2 separate regions of the Homo sapiens genome follow, and region 1 is linked to region 2. Evidence: read pairs that join two places in POLR2A ChIA-PET (ENCODE). Cell type or tissue: B cell. All regions are shown on one strand. Each heading gives the region's core, and the rest is flanking DNA. Links, peaks and the distances in the headings are about the cores only.

The links. ChIA-PET counts read pairs that join two places held together with the same protein. Peaks named below come from ENCODE experiments on the same cell type or tissue, not always from the same donor. Only the 100,000 strongest peaks of a DNase experiment are listed, where the experiment ranks them.
Region 1: POLR2A ChIA-PET joins it to region 2 with 5 read pairs; 3 of 35 experiments call an interaction of 5 or more read pairs at or near these places.

What each region holds. Positions count from the first base shown.
Region 1 is chr14:77,737,316-77,740,237 of GRCh38, reverse strand. It overlaps SNW1 (SNW domain containing 1), which reads left to right. Exons shown (of 14, transcript NM_012245.3): 4 at 1,177-1,272; 5 at 1,354-1,460. Among named protein-coding and RNA genes, the nearest start is that of SLIRP-OT1, 22 kb to the left of the region's middle. In B cell, for the core only: no CTCF peak of the experiment used is centred there; no DNase peak of the experiment used is centred there.
Region 2 is chr14:77,602,990-77,605,911 of GRCh38, reverse strand. All of the region lies in intron 1 of SPTLC2 (serine palmitoyltransferase long chain base subunit 2), which reads left to right. Among named protein-coding and RNA genes, the nearest start is that of SPTLC2, 12 kb to the left of the region's middle. In B cell, for the core only: no CTCF peak of the experiment used is centred there; a DNase peak (open chromatin) is centred at 1,881; H3K27ac peaks cover 776 bases.

The sequences.
Region 1 (2,922 bases), core at 271-2,770, 130 kb before region 2:
TTATGTACCTCAAAGAATTTCTGACTAAAGCATTAAAGGTAGAATGCCTATTATTTATTGAATTTTCTGTATCTCTCTCTTTTTTTTTTTTTTTTTTTTTTTAATATACAGTGTCTTGCTCTGTCACCCAGGCTGGAGTGCAGTGACGCAATCTTGGCTTACTGCAAGCTCTTCCTCCCGGGTTAAAGCCATTCTCCTGCCTCAGCCTCCCGAGTAGCTGGGACTACAGGCGCCTGCCACCACAACTGGCTAATTTTTTGTATTTTTAGTAGAGACGGGGTTTCACCATGTTAGCTAGTATGGTTTCGATCTCCTGACCACATGATCCAGCCACCTCAGCCTCCCAAAGTGCTGGGATTACAGGCGTGAGCCACCGCGCCCGGCCCCTCTGTATCTCTTTTTTACTTTAAAATATGCCATGTAAATTGTTATGAAAATATTTAAGAAGTATAGATGGACCTGAAAGTAACCAGTATTCTATTTGTTAAGAGCCTACCACATCAGTGTCAGCCTAATAGAAACCATGTTGGGCATAGTAGAAGTCATATAACAGGCCTCAATTTGGATAATGGATATAAAATAAGTTGTATATATAGAATATATTTTTCTTTTTCTTTTTTTTTTTCTTTTGTCTTCTCATGGAAGAAAGCATTCTGGGTTTTTTAACTGTGGCACATGTTTATTTTCTTAGTCTGTGAATAGAGTTGATGGCAGAAAAGAGAAGCGTTATAAATAGGATGAGGTCAATAAAATTTTTCAGGCCCAGTGAATTTGGAAATTATTTGGTAACCTGACTTAAATTCTGATGAGTTTGTAATCCAGGTTAATGGTGCTATAGGCAATTTGTATTATCATTAATTTCAAGTTTTAGTGGGCCTCAAAAATAGTGATCATCAATGCATGATTTTGTTGGCATGGTTTATTTGGATACTAACTTGATTAGAAGATCTCAAACAATTTAAATGCATGAGGTCAAGGGAAAATTACTAACTTACAGCCAGGGTAGCAATTTGTTTATATATTTTAAGCTTCCTTGGTTTTAAAATCTAAAAGAGAAAATCTGAGTGTCCTAAATTTTTAAGTGTGCTGAGAGGGCATGTTGACATCTGAAATGGCTAATGAGGTTTCTTTTCGTTGTTTGCTTTTCTTAAGCCTGCTTGTGTTTGAACATTTTAGGTCATTTATAGCAAATACACTGACCTGGTTCCAAAGGAGGTTATGAATGCAGATGATCCAGACCTGCAAAGGCCCGATGAAGAAGCTATTAAAGAGGTAACTGGGAATTGATATATTCGATGACTATTTACATCCTGATTAACTTCCAAACTCTCAATGTGATATTTCCTATTTCAGATAACAGAAAAGACAAGAGTAGCCTTAGAAAAATCTGTATCACAGAAGGTCGCCGCAGCCATGCCAGTTCGAGCAGCTGACAAATTGGCTCCTGCTCAGTATATCCGGTATGAATCATGCCTAGAAGACTTAGTTTCATTCTGAACTTGATTCAGCTTGGGGGGTCATGGTATTCTTTCACTAACCCACTTAGCAACCATTATAAATGCATTGTTTTCAATAATGACTCAAAGCCTGTCTACTGTCTTTGCAGACAATTGAAAGCAGAATTTTTTAAGGTGTCCACTTTGGTTTTTGTTTGTTTTCTGAGATAAAGTTTCTGTGTTGCCCAGGCTGGAGTACGGTGACACCAACACAGCTCACTGCAGCCCCCACCTCCTGGGCTCAGGTGATCCTCCTGCCTTGATGCCACCATGCCTGGCTAATATTTTAATTTTTTGTAGAGACAGGGTCTCGCTGTGATGCTCAGGCTGTTTTCGAACTCCTGGGCTCAAGCAGTCCTCCTGCCTTGTCATCCCAAAGTGCTGAGATTACAGACTTGAGCCACCAGACTTGGCCTCTTTTTATGCTTTTTTTTGGGGTGGGGGACAGAATCTTGCTCTGTTGCCCAGGCTGGAGTGCAGTGGTGTGATCTTGGCTCACTGTAACCTCTGCCTCCCAAGAGATTCTTCTGCCTCAGCCTCCTGAGTAGCTGGGATTACAGGTGCCCACCACCATACCTGGCTAATTTTTGTATTTTTTTTAGTAGAGACAGGGTTTCACCATGTTGGCCAGGCTGGTCTCGAACTCCTGAACTCAAATGATCCATCCTCCTCAGGTCCCAAAGTGCTGGGATTATAGGCGTGAGCCACTGTGCCCAGCCTATGCTATTTTCTTTTTTTTTTTTTTTTTTTGAGATGGAGTCTCACTCTGTCACCCAGGCTGGAATGCAGTGGCACAATCTTGGCTCACTGCAACCTCTGCCTCCTGGGTTCAAGCGATTCTCCTGCCTCAACCTCCTGAGTAGCTGGGATTACAGGCTTGCACCACCATGCTCAGCTAATTTTTGTATTTTTAGTAGAGACAGGGTTTCACCACGTTGGCCAAGGCTGGTCTCAAACTCCTGACCTCAGATGATCTGCCCACCTCGGCCTCCCAATGTGCTGGGATTACAGGCATGAGCCACCCGGCCTGGCCCTATGCTATTTTCAAATTATATTTTTTGTTTTTAGAAATTAACAGTTACTTGTGGTATATGACCTAAATCACAATTATTATTTATAGTTTTCCATTTATAAGTAATAGATATCTTTATAATACTTCTAAATTTTGAGGCGTTTTACTTGACTAAATCTGCATAGAGAATTGAATCACATACAGATATTGAGGAAAAATTCAGAGCTGGTAGGGCTGCTGTCATTATTCTTTTCTCTGTTTTATAACCTATGATTAATCAAAAACTGCTAACCGTAAGTTGCCTGCTGGGATTATTATGAGTGTTTTTTCCTCAGATGCAGGCATACTAAATAGGTACTATTTTCTAGACTGCTTATCTGTGAAACTGAACACGGCACCTTCCATGTTGGAAAA
Region 2 (2,922 bases), core at 333-2,832:
GAAGATTTAAGTCCTTCAGTTCGGTGTAGTATCCCAAGAGTGGGATCCGTTGTATGTTTGTTACAGGCCACTCCCTCTAGCTTTATCTGCTAAGCACTGTGAGATTGTGCTTAATTTCACTTTGGTTTTCTAGTTCAGGCCTCCAGCCTGGAGGTGAATGTCCTGTGTAGAAAACTGGCCATAAATTTAGGGCTGTTATGAAATTTAGTCTGTCATGCCAACCCATATAGCTGTCATAAGTTCTGCTGGTTTTTCTTTCTCTTGATGGAGTTCTGCCTATGGCAAGCCCCAGTTATCATCACTCACGCTAAAGCTCTACAAGTACCACAAGTAGAGAGAGGAAATGGCTGGCACTTTCAGCTCACCTAGAGAGGCCTCTTCTCCCTCTGGAATTTTAATTCTGCTAGTCCTCTTTGCTATGCATAGAAGACAGCTCTTCAATCTTTAAAGCCATTTATTTATTTGAATAATCTATTTAGTTTTATCTAGTTGTTACTGTGAAAGCACTAGCTTGCCTCTCTCTATTAAAGCTAACCTGGAAGTCTCATTATTTTTTGAATTTTTGTTGCCACAAACATGACATAAGAATAAGTTTGTTCTGGGCCAGGCATGGTGGCTTATGCCTGCAATTCCAGCACTTTGGAAGGCCAAACTGGGAGGATTCCTTGAGGCCAGGAGTTCAAGACCAGCCTGGGCAACATAGGGAAACCTCATCTAAAAAAAAAAAAAAATTAACCAGGTATGGTGGCGGGCACTTGTATAGTCTCAGCTACTCTGGAGGCTGAAGTGAGAGGATTACATGAGCCCAGGAGTTTGAGGTTACAGTGAGCTATGGTTACGCCACTCTACTCCAGCTTGGGCAGCAACAGAGTGAGACCCTGTCTCTTTAAAATAAATAAATAGGCCAAATGTTTAAAGTAGAAAGTCAAAGTGGCCAGCCATTCCACTACAAGATAACCAGTGTTTTCAGTTTGATTTATAGCTTTCCAGATTAGCATGTGTGTGCATGACTTTGTCATTTTACCTTTTTTTTTTTTTTTTTTTTGAGAAAGAGTCTTGCTTTTTTGCCCAGGCCGGAATGTGGTTGCAGGATCTTGACTCACCGCAACCTCCGCCTCCCAGGTTCAAGCAATTCTCCTGCCTCAGCCTCCCGAGTAGCTGGGATTACAGGCATGCACCACCACGCCCGGCTAATTTTGTATTTTTAGTAGAAATGGGGTTTCTCCATGTTGGTCAGGCTGGTCTCAAACTCCTGACCTCAGGTGATCCGCCCGCCTTGGCCTCCCAAAGTGCTAGTATTACAGGTGTGAGCCACCGCATCTGGCCGGGAAATATTTTTTAAAAATTTCTTGAAGCCCTTAAAGTTTACAGGCTCTGCTAACATGATAAATACCCAATAAAAATATAGAAAAGAAATTCTAAGAGATTTTAATATAGAATCATTATCTGTTAACTGTTTTAGTTGAGAGCAACAGAAACTGAGTCTGGTTAAACTAAGCAAAGAGTGATTTATTGGAAGGATGATAGGTATACAAAAATGGGATGGGGGATGAAATTGAACAAGTCTCAGAAAGGCAGGAATTGGCACAGCTCTTGGGACCTCAGTGGCAGGAGTTTGTGAACCCTTTCTTCAGGACATTGGAGACCCACTGCCCTTCAGACTCTCTCCCCATTGACATTTTAAATCCCCATAAAAGAGGGTTGTTGGATTTCTTTCGGCAGAGGTGTCTGTGCTGCATCAATCAGTTATGGTCCAGGAAATATAGTCACAACAAAGCATACACGTGACCACCAGGGGCGCATCCCTGCATATCAGGGAGTATTCCCAGAGAAGGGAAGTTGACACAAACCGGATTGCCTCTCCAGTGGTGTGCACCACAAAACCAGACTGGAGCACGTGGTGGGGGCAGAGTGGAGGGAATGGTATTACAGGCTCAGAACGTGTCAGCAGTGGAGGAGAACTCAGATGAAGATGCAGAATTTGTGGCAGAGCTGCACTTGTACTCCAGTCTTCAGGCTCTTGCATCTCTTACACCGTGATGCTTATCTAGAGATGGAAAAGTGTTACAGCGGAGGCTTGGGTGGCCAGTGTGATAACTCCTGGGCAGACATCAGTGCCCAGTGTGTACAGGATGCCACTGAACTGAAATGGAAATGTTCCACTCCATATATGCTTGAAGATCTCCTTTTGGGGGTTTTCAATAGCAAAATGGTAATGTCAAAATATAAATGTGTTTCACAGCTAGTTTTGGAAACATTTTTCATTCCATTCCACATGAGATACTTACTGACAAAAACTAAGGAATTTATGCTGCCTACACGAAAAACTATGGACTTCTACTTTTCAGAATTTCCCTGCTGAAAAAAGGAGACACTTCTGGACATACACATTCAGAGCACAGTATAGCCTATGTGATTTGTGTAAAGCTCCAAACTGTTCTCTCTAGTATGTGTGATATGCAGTAGGGAGAGGCCAGTACATTTCAGTAAAATTGCAAGGACAGTTTCAGCAGAACTGATTTTAAGGAGCAACAGAAACATAGCACTTGAAAATGAATAGGGTTCGTTTAATGGACAAAGCATGATAACAGTTCTTTGATTGCTGAAGAATAATGGGTGGTTCACATTAGACATTAAGTTTTTAAAAATAAAGTTCCAAACCATTCACCAGCTGGGCAGGTTCTGTTATCCTGCTGTAGCATGCAGCTGGAATGTGCTTATTTGCTTAAGGAAATTATGCTTTTGTGATTTTGTATTCATATCAGAAATGTGTGCTTCTGTTTCCTAATAATTACTTCACTGTTATTGGATTATAACATAGTTACTCCCTGTCCTTTCATGGGATTCTTGAAACCTTTATTCAGGATCATTTCTTCTGAGTCAGTTTACAGTGCAATAAAAACTGTTTTATTTTAATTATTT